Regions from separate parts of the Homo sapiens genome. Here region 2 is linked to region 1. A link is a contact called in ENCODE Hi-C data. All regions are on one chromosome and are shown on one strand. The core of a region is the stretch at or near the end of the contact, and the rest is flanking DNA. Distances in the headings are between cores, read along the strand shown. Region 1 overlaps WDFY1 (WD repeat and FYVE domain containing 1). Region 2 overlaps IRS1 (insulin receptor substrate 1).

The links. Hi-C counts contacts between places; a loop is a spot of excess contacts on that map. Pooled maps may share reads with other maps.
Region 2: a map with no recorded cell type shows a loop between it and region 1 (16-fold over the local background). The contact joins two enhancer-like sites. A Hi-C loop is called at or near these places in 6 of 37 single-sample maps with no recorded cell type and 4 of 50 pooled maps.

Annotation. Positions count from the first base shown.
Region 1 is chr2:223,891,298-223,898,483 of GRCh38, reverse strand. WDFY1 (WD repeat and FYVE domain containing 1) reads left to right here. Exons shown (of 12, transcript NM_020830.5): 7 at 2,854-2,980; 8 at 4,145-4,250. Among named protein-coding and RNA genes, the nearest start is that of WDFY1, 50 kb to the left of the region's middle. RefSeq lists enhancers at 1,346-1,545, 1,666-1,725, 2,467-2,526, 2,537-2,686, 2,697-2,756. Within about 2 kb of position 1,548, at least 5 of the 41 ENCODE cell types and tissues checked have a DNase peak (open chromatin) inside an H3K27ac peak, as active enhancers do.
Region 2 is chr2:226,765,357-226,772,542 of GRCh38, reverse strand. The region is part of intron 1 of IRS1 (insulin receptor substrate 1); the gene reads left to right. Among named protein-coding and RNA genes, the nearest start is that of IRS1, 31 kb to the left of the region's middle. Within about 2 kb of position 1,307, at least 8 of the 41 ENCODE cell types and tissues checked have a DNase peak (open chromatin) inside an H3K27ac peak, as active enhancers do.

The sequences.
Region 1 (7,186 bases), core at 299-2,798:
AGGTTGCAGTGAGCCGAGATTACAGCACTACACTCCTGCCTGGGTGACAGAGTGAGACTCTGTCTCAAAAAAATAGAAATAAAAATAAAATAAGTTATTGTGCTGGGAAGACCTTTAAAATTACTTCTAACTGGTAAAAACCTTTTGGAAGAATTGTTGTTATTACTTTAAAAAAATTTGTCAGTTTCTAAGCCCCTGAGCAAGACCTGATAAATACAATTAGAAGAAATGTGTGGGCTGGTTCAGCCTCTGCTTGGGAAACATACCCTGTGTAGGGACTGAGGGAAAAGAATTACTGGGTGGAATTTCATTTCTGTAGTGCAGTGGGTTGGTGAAGCTCTGTGGAGGGGTTTTTAAAGTCCATTGATTGTATTGAGTGACTCGCCACATACACATGTGTAATAAAGAGGTTTCATTAGATGCTGTATTGGGCCATTCTTGCATTGCAGTAAAGAAATATCTAAGACTGGGTAATTTATAAAGAAAAGAGGTTTAATTGGTTCGTGGATCTACAGGCTGTACAGGAAGCATGGTGCCGGCATGCTTCTGGTGAGGGCCTTAGGAAGCTTACAGTCATAGCAGAAGGTGAGGTGTGAACAGGCACATCACATGACAAAAGCAGGAGTGGGGGTGTGGGGGTGCCACACACTTTTAAACAACCATATCTCAAGGGAGCTCATTTACTGACTCAAGGAGAGCACCAAGGGGATGGCACTAAACCATTCGTGAGAAATCCACCCCCATGAGCCAACTACCAAGCCCCACCTGCAACATTGGGGATTACAGTTTAACATGAAATTTAGAGGCTGGGCCCGTTGGCTTACACCTGTAATCCCAGCACTTTGGGAGGCTGAGTTGGGCAGATCACTTGAGGTCAGGAGTTTGAGACCAGCCTGGCAACATGGCGAAACCCCATCTCTACTAAAAATACAAAAAACATTAGCTGGACGTTGGCAGGTGCCTGTAGTCCCAGCTACTCAGGGAGGCTGAGGCAGGAGAATCTCTTGAACCCGGGAGGCAGAGGTTGCAGTGAGCCAAGATCATGCCATTGCACTCCAACCTGGGTGACAGAGAGAGACTCCGTCTTAAAAAATATATATATATATATATATATATATATATATATATATATGCGAAATTTAGAGGGGACACATGTCTAAACTATGTCAGATGCTAAGCTGTAATGGATTGCAGTTTTCATACAGATCACAAGATCACATTCTGATATATGTCACAAAGTACAAGCTTTGAGGCCATCTGGTTTATGGAGAACTGGGGAGTTGCTGAAAGAATCAATGATGGACTTATTTATGACCATAGTAAGCGTTTCAGTTGTAACAAGTTATAATAAATGTACACTATGCTTTCTATGTAATCTATTTAGGTGAAATGGAGTATATCAAATCAAGGACCCTGTAGGGGAAAAGAAGAAAAGAGAACAGCAAGTTAAAATAGCTTTGGGCAGGAAAGCAGAGGCCCGTGAAGAAACCACTTTCTGTTTATGACTAATTCTCTCATGACCCCCAGGCTCGCCAGTTTTTTCAGGGTTGCTAAAGGCAGAATGGGTTCTAGTAACTACCAGAATGGGTACTGGTTTTCATGCTGAAAGACCGTATTTATCTGCTCTTAAGCCTCTAACTGAAATGGATGGCACATAGATTACACAGGGTCGAAAGTCATGTGAAAGTAACCCCTGAAGCCTTTGCAGAATATTTGTTTCTACTTTTGTTCTGTTTTTGGAAAGTGTATGTGATAAAGTAGTTTCTGTTTGCTTTTGAATATGGCATCATTAATTTTCTATATACCTACCAAAATTATTATTAGCTTGTGTGGCTGGTTCAGTTTTACTAAGTTGATTAATGTTTCTTCTAGACAAACAGCAGTCGATGAACAAGGAAAGGACCTACTGAAAGATATACCTGTAGAAAGAAAGATTTCCCCAAGGGTTTCAAATTTGATAAGTTAGCCAATATAAAGTATGAAATGTGAAGTTCAGATTTTTCACATAAATTACTTGGCATAATTATGTAGTGTACAACAGACTTTTTTCTGTGGTACTTAATGTAATTTGCTTAAACATAGACATCTTGGGGTAAAACACCTGCCATGTCCCAGAGACCCAGAATAATCTAGATTTTTTATCTTGTGTAGGTTGGACACAGTAAACTTTACTGGTTTTTGTCACTAAATATTAGTAGCAATTTTTTTCTTCATTCTGAACATTTTGTATGTAAGCTACTTTGTAATTTTTGTCACAGAAGAACGAAAAACTTCTTTAAAAATCTTTGTATTACAAGCAGTTTTTTTTTTTTTTTTTTTTTTTTTTTTGAGACAGAGTCTCACTCTGTCACCCAGGCTGGAGCGCAGTGGTGCTATCTTGGCTCACTGCAACTTCCACCTCCTGGGTTCAAGCAATTCTCCCACCTTAGCCTCCCGAGTAGCTGGGATTACAGGCGCCTGCCACCATGCCTGGCTAATTTGTTTTTTTGGAGAGATAGGGTTTCACCATGTTGGCCAGGCCTAGTCTTGAACTCCTGGCTTCAAGTGATTCGCCCTCCTTGGCCTCCCAAAGTGCTGGGATTACAAGTGTGAGTCACCATGCCCGGCCCAAAGTAGTTTGATGCATAATTGAAAATTGTAATCTTATGACTGTGGATAATGGTGCTGTGTCTTCTGTATGACTCATGATAGCATGGTTGAATGACCCGTTGTACACCATGAAGATACCTTTTTGCTTAAAGACTCAGCTGCTCCTAGTTTGGTCTTCAGCTGTCAAATGTATACGTCCTGATGTAGAGTTATATTTTACTTCTCCCCTGCCTCCCTCTCTCTCTCTCTCTCACAAATCCCTAGGTAGTGTCGCCTGCCTCTGGTGGGACCCTATTCAGCGGTTACTCTTCTCAGGAGCATCTGACAACAGCATCATCATGTGGGACATCGGAGGAAGGAAAGGCCGGACGCTGTTACTTCAGGGCCATCAGTGCGTGACCACTTGTGGGGGTGGGGAAAGAATCCGAGTTAGTGGGGAGCTAGTGAAAGGCATTAATAGTCTGATACCACTTTCTGCAAACCCCACGTTCTAAGATGGCAATTATCATTGATAGGGCTCAGTTCACTTTTAACTGCTTTCTGTCAGCCCCGAGTGTCTGATGTTTAGTAGCAAAAAACTAAACAAAACAAACAAACAAACAAAAAAACAAATGCAGGGCTTTCTTCCTCCTTAGTCCAAAGAGCACTTGCCACTTTTTCTCTCAAGGAGTCACCCTGTTGAAATATCTGATTAAGGCAGGCATAGGATAGAGATGCAGGTGAGGACTTTGACCATGGAAGGTTGCATGTAACATGATACTAAGCTGTTGTTGAGCTGGGAGCCTAACTTGTTTTTTGTTCTTTGTTTTTTTATTCTAAAAGATATTAAATTAAGAAATGTTGTCTAGTTTGACAGTGGAATTCACCTGAGTGATACCATTGTATATTTAGGATCTTGCCCTGTAGCCCTGAAAGAAAAAGAAATACATCTTCACCTTGCTTTCTTTTCTTTCCTTTTTGGCTAGGCTGCAGCTGTTACTATAATCACAGTCAAGCTGAAAATTAGCTGAGGAAACATATTATACACAAGTATAACAGGCCAAGAGCTTGTTTCCTTGGGCATCCTAAGGGGTAGTATGACAGGCATGCAGGAGGGACAGAGGTCTTTACCCCATCTGTGTGTGTCTGTGTGTGTTTGTGTGTGCACACTAGTGATCTTTGTGGTGTTTGACTCCTTGTTCATATGAATTGTGGTCAGTAGGGGAGTTATACCTCCTTCGTTCTTGTTTCTGAACAAGTAGGTAAATCTTATGCATCTGAAAGGGAAATCATGTTGATTGGTCCCAAAAACCATAGCCCTCATCAAATCTCTGGCCTACAATTCTTAATGACCGATTTGAAAGTAGTCATATATTTTATAGAAAGTATCATTCTGTATTATGAGTTATAAAATGCCAAGTAAAGTTTATACTAGAATTCATTTTACCATGCTAAATAGTCAGTGGTAAAATACCACTTGCTGATTTTAATGAGGAGAGCAATTTGAGCCTAAATGAAGACAGTTCCTGTGTTTTTCCGCATGGAGACAAGTGACTGTTGTGTGTGCTGTTTGCAGTGACAAGGTGCAGTCGCTGTGCTACCTTCAGCTCACCAGGCAGCTCGTCTCCTGTTCCTCGGACGGCGGAATTGCAGTGTGGAACATGGATGTTAGCAGAGAAGAGGTAAGAGACAAGGGCAAGTCCAGGCTGATCGGGGGAGACCCCCAGGAACCTGGCTTCTTCTTGGCTTTTCACCCCGCAAGCTGTAAATGCTGGTCCAGGTGCAGACAGTCCCAGCTTCCCCTTCTGCTAATGGGTTATTTCTGACAAGGTCCTTTGTGTCATTTTGCATTGCTTCCTCTGCTCATTTGAGAGTTTCTACCAATGACATGCAGTATATACAATCAGCGTTTAGGCTGGTTCTCAGCCTTGAGCAATACACTGAGATAACACTTTGAGACAGATTTCTGGCATATCCAGTGATTTGGACTGCATAGAGGTCCTCCGAAGCACCATTGTGGTCCCGTAGCATTCCTGTAGGAAACCCTGAGAGATGCATCAGTGACTGCTGTCAGGGACATAGCTAAACACTTGACAGGTTTCTGGGAAAATATATTTCCATTTCTCTGCTTTTACTTCCCATTGAGTTCTAGTTCACTGAGGCCATGTCGACATAGTATTCTTTTCAGGTGACCTAATTTCTAACTTGGTTCGGCCACTAACTAGTTGTGAGACCTTATTTGGTTAAGTGCCTTAATTTCTCTAAGTATCTGTTCCCTCCTACATAAAGTGGAATTGTGGAATGAAATGACTTCTCAGTTGTCTTCCAGTTCTTTAGACAGACAGTCTAATTGTCTAAACAATCTCTCTCTCTCTTTTTTTTTTTTGAGACAGGGTCTTGCTTTGTCACCCAGGCTGGAGTGCAGTGGCATGATCTTGGCTCTCTGCAGCCTCAACCTCCCAGGCTTAAGCGATCCTCCCACTTCAGCTTCCTGAGTAGCTGGGGCTACAGGCATACACTACCATGCACAGCTTATTTTTCAATTTTTTTTTTTTTTTTTTGGTAGAGACAGGGTCTTGCTGTATCGTCTAGGCTGGTCTCAAACTCCTGGGCTCAAGCAATCCTCCTGCCTCAGTCTCCCAAATTGCTGGGATTATAGGCATGAGGCACTGTGTACATTCTCTTTTTTAAATATTTTGAAGAATGCTGCAGTGAATATTCTTGACCTTGTCATTGTGTGATTGATCAATTATTTATTTCAGACAAATTTCTGGAAATAGACCTTCTGGGTCCAAGGATATATACATTCTTAAGGCTTTTTATAGATGTCGTCAAATGATTTCCAATCAAGGTTTCCATTCTCATCTCTGCCTGTACTGTCATTATCTTTCTTTTCTAAGTGACATCTACAACTTACGATGTTGTTAGCAAAAAAGTTGATTCCAGAGAAGATTTTAGATCATGAGGGATGTTAATGACTTATAGTTTAACTTCAGAAATATTTGTTGGGCACCTACAGGGTGTCCTTACAGTCGGGAAACTCAAGTGAATGTATTTAATAAATGGCTTATTGATATTGCATTGCAGTACCTACTGTGTTGCATGACATCACATGATCTGTTCAGTATCCTGTCCTTTATGGCAATATGTTGTTCAGTGTGCTGTGCACCATTGTAATAGACATTATGCGTTGATGCAGAATTCCCACCAGTCCCTGCACATGTGTCTGCTTTGTGTTGTCTCTGATTCTTTGTGAGTCTGATTCTCACTGATTAAACCTTCATTTTTAGCATATTCCAGTAGAAGTGATCAAGGGGCTTTCATCTATTTTTTTTTTAAATGGTGACATTACTCATTTCCAGACTTTATGGCTACTGTACACAAAGATACTTGCCCACAAGAAATGTGTAATCTAGTGGAAGAAATAGACTACCCTATAAATAATAAAATGCAATCCATAATACAGAGACGTACTGATTGTGAGATTTTTTGGTAACTTTGTAAGACAAGTCAGATAGAGGAAATTTGGATTACATGTCTGCTGGTTAATTTCTCTTTTTGAATTTTCTAAAAATTATTTGGTAAGGCTTAGAATATTTTATTATTAAACACAGATACATTGGCTCAATAGTATAGGATGTGGCCAGCGCAGTGGCTCATGCCTGTAATCCCAGCGCTTTGGGAGGCTGAGGTGGGTGGATCACCTGAGGTCAGGAGTTGGAGTCCAGCCTGGCCAACATGGTGAAACCCAGTCTCTACTAAAAAATATAAAAATTAGCCAGGCATGGTGGCAGGTGCCTATAATCCCAGCTACTTGGGAGGCTGAGGCAGGAGAATCACTTGAACCCAGGAGGCAGAGGTTGCAGTGAGCCAAGCTTGCACCACTGCGCTCCAACCTGGGCGACGAGCAAAACTCCATCTAAAAAATATGTATATATATATATAAATTATAGGATGCATAATACTATATTTGCAAAGATTTATTCGAACTGTGTTTTACGTTTATCAGCTACTAGTTATATGCAGCAAGAAAAGCTAGTAAACTGTTCTTGGCTCTTGGCCTATTATTTTTCAGTCTTATTCTGAGAGAGCGGAAAACTCAGAGAAAGGCTGTATTCCCTGGATGATGAGGGGAGGAGACTGTTGGTGCCCAGCACTGCTGGTGGCTTTCCCGAGGGTTTCACAACTTAGATTTTAACCTGCTCTTTTTATCGTTGGTAAATTCTTTTAGAAAAAGTACTTAGAAAGTAGAAGTGGGATTCCTACCGTCAAAGTGCATCACTGTGGAGTGTATTTCTCTATCTAGGGAAAGAAAAAATAGTCCCATCAATCAAGGCATTTCCTGTGTGCACAATTCACTGCGTCTGTAGAAGAGACAGGAAGGCAAATTGTGTCAAAAAGATGCATTATTTTTAGTGGGTTTTTTTGTTTGTTTGTTTTTTAATAACTGAGAAAATGTATTGCAAGGATAAACAGGCTATAATCTATAAGGTTCTGACCCTGCCTTAGGATTTTTGGGCTTTTTTTTTTTTTGAGACGGAGTCTAGCTCTGTCACTCAGGCTGGAGTGCAGTGGTGCGATCTCGGCTCACTGCAACCTTCGCATCCTAGTTTCAAGT
Region 2 (7,186 bases), core at 58-2,557, 2.9 Mb before region 1:
TAGCTATATCTATTGTGTGTGGATAGTATTGATTCTGTATTTGTTTTAGTGCAAGACTAGGTTGACTATTATAAGTGAAAGATCAAATGAAAGTATAGAACCATCATGGACAAGAAAAGAGGAGATGTGAATTTTATTCCCGATTCTGCCACCTCCTGGGAACTGTCATTCCTTGACCTGATTTTCTGGTTCACAAAATTGGAGATAGTAATATTGCCCCAGTCTGTCTTATAATGTTGTTTTGTGGATCAAATGAAATAACATATGAAAGTAAAATTGTAAGCTGTGAATTGCCTCTCATACACAGAGTTTGTCATGGTTTGAGTTATATCCCACCAACGCCCCTTTCACCCTTAGAACATAGGGGTGCTTTTGGTTTTTGTTCCTTCCTTATTAAAAATATTTTTTGAACTCAGCCAGCTTCCTAGATTTCTTGGCTGTAAGAGTATATCAAGATTGAGTGCCTGAAAAGATACAACAGTGTTGAGTCTCTTGTTCAGATATTTATTTTATGAAGTATGAGTATGGTGTACTGTTAAATTCTAGGAAACTGGGTTGCATTTATTAGCTTGGCATAGAAAAAGCAAAGTTCTACATGTGGGCTAAATTATGTTACAAGCTGTAAGTATAAATCAGGATTAATGGCTGAAATATATTTATTAAACTTTAAAAGGAGCTAGGTACATGCATTTTATAGTTCCTGTGGATTTAATTATATATAAAAACTTGAAAATAAAAGTATGACTGGGGAGTGCTGAATGTTTTCTTCTGTAGAATTCTTGACTCTACTCTTGAGTCTCAGCACTCTTTGACAGAGAGATCCAGTGCTGTGTGCTGTGCCAGGCAGAAGGCATGAGCATCTTAAAGAGATGGATTTATATATGTATATAAACATATATATAGATGTTTAAGTATATTATATGTATGTTTAAATATGTATTATATATATTCAAGAGACATATATACAACAATTTACATAATCCATGCTGTAAGGAAAGCAAAATAACGAAACTACTAAAATTCTAACTCCTGGCCTCTGGGTAATTATAAATCAGTAACTAACTGTGGTTCATGGCTCTCTGTAAAACTGTCCTATGAATTTCACCCTTCCTCCAACCTACTCCTTTGTTCCTCTCCTCATTTTCTATTTTGCTTTTCCTTGAGTGGTGGAGCCGAATGCTCTGAAGTAATTTTGGAACACAGTGAGCCTACTGAGCCACCGGACAGCCGGCTGATACCATGTGCTTGGGAACAGGAAAGGGGACCCAGCTATAAACTCCTCAGCAGCCATGCCATGCCCTATCACCGTCATCCTTCCCCAACACCTTCTGACCTTGATAAACACAGTCAGGACCAAGAATGTGCTCATATTTACATATACCACTCCCTCCCATAAAAATAGGGTAACCTTTAAAATCACAAACAACACAGCCCACACTACCAACGTTCTTCCGTCACTGACAGTGACAGGATCTAGCTAGTTCTCATGCTCCAAAAGTTATATATATATACATGAACTTTAAAGAGAGAGGGTCTCACTCTGATGCCCAGGCTGGAGTGCTGTGGCATCATCATAGCTTACCCCAAACTCTTGTGCTCAAGAGATCCTCCCACCTCAGCCTTCCAAAGAGTCCAGTTTATTGAGAAAAATATTCGAGTTAAAAGTATCCCTAAAGATAATAAAGCTCAGAATGTTCTTTCTACAGACAAATAGACTCAGGACCATACAGTGTAAGTAACTTGGTTAAGATGATACAGCTGTTACATGGTAGAGTTAGCAAACAAAAACAAAAATAAAAACCCTGATATTCTATCTCCAGGTTAATGTTTTCTCCCATGCTATACTACATCAGGTTGTACATGTGTAAAATGCTTTGTCTGTTTTGTATCTTTATATACAACATGTTGTACATATATGTTGCATATTCACATATATATGTGTCCAAAGACTGTATGTTATAGATGTCATTGTTCATTCATTTGATCCTCAAATATTTGTAAAGCCATTCACTATTTTGGCTTTACTATTTGCTGGGAATAGGGCTAGGAATAAGACTTCGTTTCCACACTTCTGAGCTTATGTTCTAGAGGGAGAAATAGGCACTAAACAGATCAAGTTAATTCAGATAGTGGTAAGTACTCTTAGGAAAAATTAGGCAGGGTGGAGGAGTTTATGAACAATGTATCATACTAAATTTATCAAAGAAGCTAAGTAGACCACACTCATATTTAGTTTTATTGTTTTTGAAGTTTCTTTTGAAAAATTCTATTGGGCAAGATGCCATTCAGCAATTCACACATGTTTGAGGGGAAAATCATAATTTATTAGAATAATTAAAGGCTTTAAAAGGTAGCTTGTTAAATGAAGTTTTCTCTTTCATATGTGGAGTGTTTGATTATTAGCCCTGCTTGAAAATACTTTCTGAACACTGGTAATCAATTGCCTGTATCTATGACATAGTCAACCCTAGTCATAAAGTTTTCAAAATGCATTCATGACTGCTAGGACTTTATTACTGCTCTTTTTTTTTCAACCTCCTATATCCTTTCTGGGAGAGGAGTAGATTTCCTAGTGCCTCCACTGCTTACCAGACAGGAGAGCAGTGAAACTGGGAGGCTACATTTTGTAAGACTTGAACGGCCATACTTTATATGGCAGTAAGGCGATCAATGGCTGATATGTCTCAACTAAGATGAATGTATACTTGTGATCAGTGAATGGACCGATAAATTCAGAAAAGTTGGAAGACTCCATTCCATTGGCTTATGACTAATTTTTATATGCACCTGTTTTTCTGGAGTCATAAATAGAAAGTTTTCTAGAGATAACGACAAGAGTAGTCCTTCCCTGTTATCTGCCTCATTCCTACTAAAACAATAGCTTTGTTAAACAACTTTGAGGTTATAATGATGGGTTGATAAGTTGTTGCTTTTCAAGTGAAAGTTAAGTTTCTAAGCCTCCCATGAAACGCGTCGGAAACCTAAAACAACATCTGCATGTCTAGATCTTCCATCCATGTCTGGTTGGCTGGAAGGACAGCCTCGAAATGGCTCTGTGGTTCCTTGGGGTGCTGCAGGCCTGCATTGCCTTGGTCTAGTCTTCCATAGATCTAATTGCTTTCTGAAGACACTCCGGGCAGTCTTGCAGCAGCTTCTGTTTCCTTGCCGGTCACTGATTATTTGAACCTGGACTGTCCTGAGTTCAGTGTCCATGTGTACTGCACTGCCAGTGACCATCTTTGGCAGGGCAAGGCTGATGGCCTTAGTTGTCTTCAGTTTCATCATCTGTTCATAACTCTTTTTTGACTCTGCTTAGTGGATTTTCATCTTTGGCATGTATTCCGTGCTTTAAGAATATATGGTCACAGAGTGATTCGGTGATAGTGGGAGTATTGAGTTGGGAGAATCCTATTACTAGTTTCTAGGTTCTGATGGTCTCTTCAGTTGCATAAACAATATTGCAATATATTGAATATAGTTACATAAAACATATTGAACATGAGTTCCTATTTTGCAGACAAGTGTTACAACATTGTTGTTAGAGAATGGGTCACTGAAGGCACCATCTGTCTTGCCTCAGTGAGCTCTGGTTACTTTAAAGAAGGATTCGCTGGGTGCGGTGGCTCACGCCTGTAATCCCAGCACTTTGGGAGGCCGAGGCAGGCAGATCGTGAGGTCAGGAGTTCGAGACCAGCCTGACCAACATGGTGAAACCCTGTTTCTACTAAAAATACAAAAATTAGCCGGGCGTGGTGGGGGGCGCCTATAGTCCCAGCTACTCCGGAGGCTGAGGCAGGAGAATTGCTTGAGCCCAGGAGGTGGGGGTTGCAGCGAGCCGAGATAGCGCCACTACAAGATTTTGGAGAACTTTTGATGGCATTTAGATTGGTTTAGTAACAGCCAGAACCTAGTTTCACATGAATTTTAAGGTCAGCAGGTACAGAGGAGAGTTCAGGGTGGTTTACTAAGCTGCTGTTGGTACAATATTTAGCACACAAACATTCAAATTTTTGATTAGCCCTTTGGCTTTGGTTTGGTTTATTTTAGTCTTATTGATGATTATTTGCTTATTATTTTAATATTTCATTACTTTATAAAATATATTTGTATCAATGCAACAAGTATATGTCCATTCATTTATTCCAAATCTCATTCCTTGTTGAGATTTGCTATGTGCCTAGACACATTTTTGGAAAACAGAGACTATGTGGTGAATCAGACAGATAGTAGGTTTCTGTGTTCGTGGAGTTTTTATTATTCCAAGGGAAGAAACAAATGATAACCAATGAAATAGTGTAAAGGGATAGAGAAGAATGGGTAGGGTGGGCCATTTTTGATAAGGGTAGCCAGAAAGGAGGCAGTGACTGAGCAAACATCTGAGTGAAGTAAGGGAGAGACTTATGGGGCGAGGCTGTGTGCTGGTGAAGAGTGTCCCAGTAGAAGCAGCAGATGCAGAATCCTATGCTGGGAACGATCCTATGTTCCGGTGCATCTGGAGCAGCAGGGATGGGGTAGAAGGTGTGATTGGGGTAGTAAGCTAGGGTCTCACAGGGCTTCATAGGCCATGGGAAGTTGCTTGAATTTCATTCAAAGTATGATGAAAGCCTGGGAATGTCAGTGTGTGTGCCTGGACCACTCACCATGTTACTAAGTTTTATTCTAGAGGGACATGGACTTCTTCTGTGTGACGTGTTACTCCTCATGCCTTTGAGTTTGATAGTGCCAATCAGCTGAGACCTCTTAGATAATGAACTAAAGCCACCTCTACCCTAGATTTTCATACATTCATTACCAGCATCACCGAGGCTTATTTTAGGGGTGGCTCCAAAAGGTTTCTTTTTTAGTCTTGCCACAGCGGCAGGCTGCACTAGCTTCTGAGATACCCATTGGTCAAACCAGGCCCTTTGCGTATTGCCACCAGAGTTCAGTCCTAGTTCCAGGCCTGTCTGGATGCTTGGCCACCCAGGTTATGATCATTAATGCATTCCTTGCAAGACATGTGTGCTCTGGTTTCTTTAAAGCAGGATCTCAATTCTATAAAGAATGGCTAAGGGCCCTTTTGTTGGGGGTGGGGTGTAAGGTGCTCATTTTAAGCCTCCACCAAACATTCCAGCTATCAAGAATTTATCCCAGTTCTTTTGTATTTTGAGTTGGCCTTTTTTTATTTTGGAAACCATGTCACCTGACGTGACCCATTCTCTCATTGGCCCTTATTATGGCTTGCGCTTATTTCAGCACTCTTTTTATCTTAAGTGGTTTTTAGGTTATGTGATCCAAATTTAGCCTTGCTGATAACACTTGGCTGCCATTTGACTGGCACTGTGTAGAAGTCTGTATGTTTTAGGAAGTAGAGTATTAGTTCATTTTAATCCTTTAATCTTCCTGTAGGCTAGATACTATTCTGCTCTAACACCTACATATCAGGCCTTTTTTCTGGTGACATGCAAAACCTGTAGTAGAAACATTTGGCACTAATCAGGTAAATGTGAGTTTGCTTTGACCTTCATTGCCTTTTTTTTTTTTAACTTGATTTTACTAACTTCCTGGAAAATTATGTTGGCTGAGTAAACTTTTAATGATGTTTTTTATTATACCATTTGCTTTTAGGTGTTAATTCTGTGATCATTCTTGTTTTGAGCTGCTCTCGACAGCTGGCTCTATGGTTTCATGAAGGCATGCTAGTGGGTTGATGAAACCGAATCCTACCATATGGAATGGTGGCAAGAGAGTGATCTTCATTATTTGAGTTCCTGCAATTATAAGGTTTTAGTAGGGAAGCAGAAGACACAAAAATATTCACTAATGAACTAAGCACTTCTAAACTCTGCCCTTGCTTATTATCTCTTTATACTTAATACCAGTGATCCTTCATCCAGTTTTATTCAGTGTGGAAATACACCTTTTGTGAAAGATGCAGCATTTCATAAAGTCAATGAAAGTAATGCTGGTGGATTGCTGGGTTTCACAAGCAGTCAATGACCAGTAAAGATCTAGCAGATGAGTCAACTGTTGAAGAAACAAATCAAAGATAATGACTACTTTAGTACTTCTAAAATGCATGGTAAAAATAGTATAGGATTGGCTGGGCGTGGTGGCTCACGCTGTCATCCCAGCACTTTGGGAGGCAAAGGCAAGTGGATCACTTGAGGCCAGGAGTTCAAGACCAGCCTGGACAACATGGCAAAACCCCGTCTCTACTAAAGATACAAAAATTAGCTGAGGTTGGTGGCACACGCCTGTAATCCTAGCTACTCAGGAGGCTAAGGCACAAGAATTGCTTGAACCTTGGAGGCAGAGATTGCAGTGAGCCGAGATCGTGCCACTGCACTCCAGCTTGGGCAACAGAGTGAGACCCTGTCTCAAAAAAAAAAAAAAAAAATATATATATATATATATATATATATATATATATATATATATAAGATTAAGAGAGGGCCTTGGGAAAATTCATAAAACCTTTGAATATTTCTACAGAAATGATTCTTTTTATGGTTGTTCCATGATGACCAAACAAGAAGTCGAAGTTGAAACGTGAAGGAAAAGTAATCCAAAAACATGAACACTTGATCAAACTTTGTTCATTTAAGAATTTTCTAGTAGATTCAATTAAAACATGCTTTGTTAAACATAAGGTAATATAGTTTTTTCATATATTTCAGCTTTATTCCCTAGTGTAAAATTTCAGTTAAATCCATTTACAATAAAAATTAGGTCCATGTTTTCAACAGATTTACTTTTTAAAGTGGCTTCTGTTTGGTTCCTGTTATGTTCAGCTGATGAAGACATCCTGCATAGTTCTTTTACGGAAGTGGCAGAGGAGAAATGTGGGAAAGCCTTTCCTGTTCCTCCCCAATTTTTGCAAAGTAGGAACTGGAGTTTTCTCGTTGCTCCAAAGCTGTGAGGCCAGCTGTTGAGTAGGCAGGTGGAAAAGCTCCATGGATACTTTACTCCTGTGAGCCTAGGAAAGTCCATTAGTGCTCATGGGGTTGTTTTAGAGAACTCACAGAGAGCAATATTAGTCAACTTTGTAGGAAACCCAGATAAGTTGGCGATTCCCCACAGGGCCCCGATAAAAAGTCTTCCTGGCCCTTATGTGGACCAGTCCAGGAGTAGGATGCACAGAGTACCCTTCAAAGAAGCTTATATGACAATAAATAGTGATTCAGTAAGAGTTTTTGCTACTTGT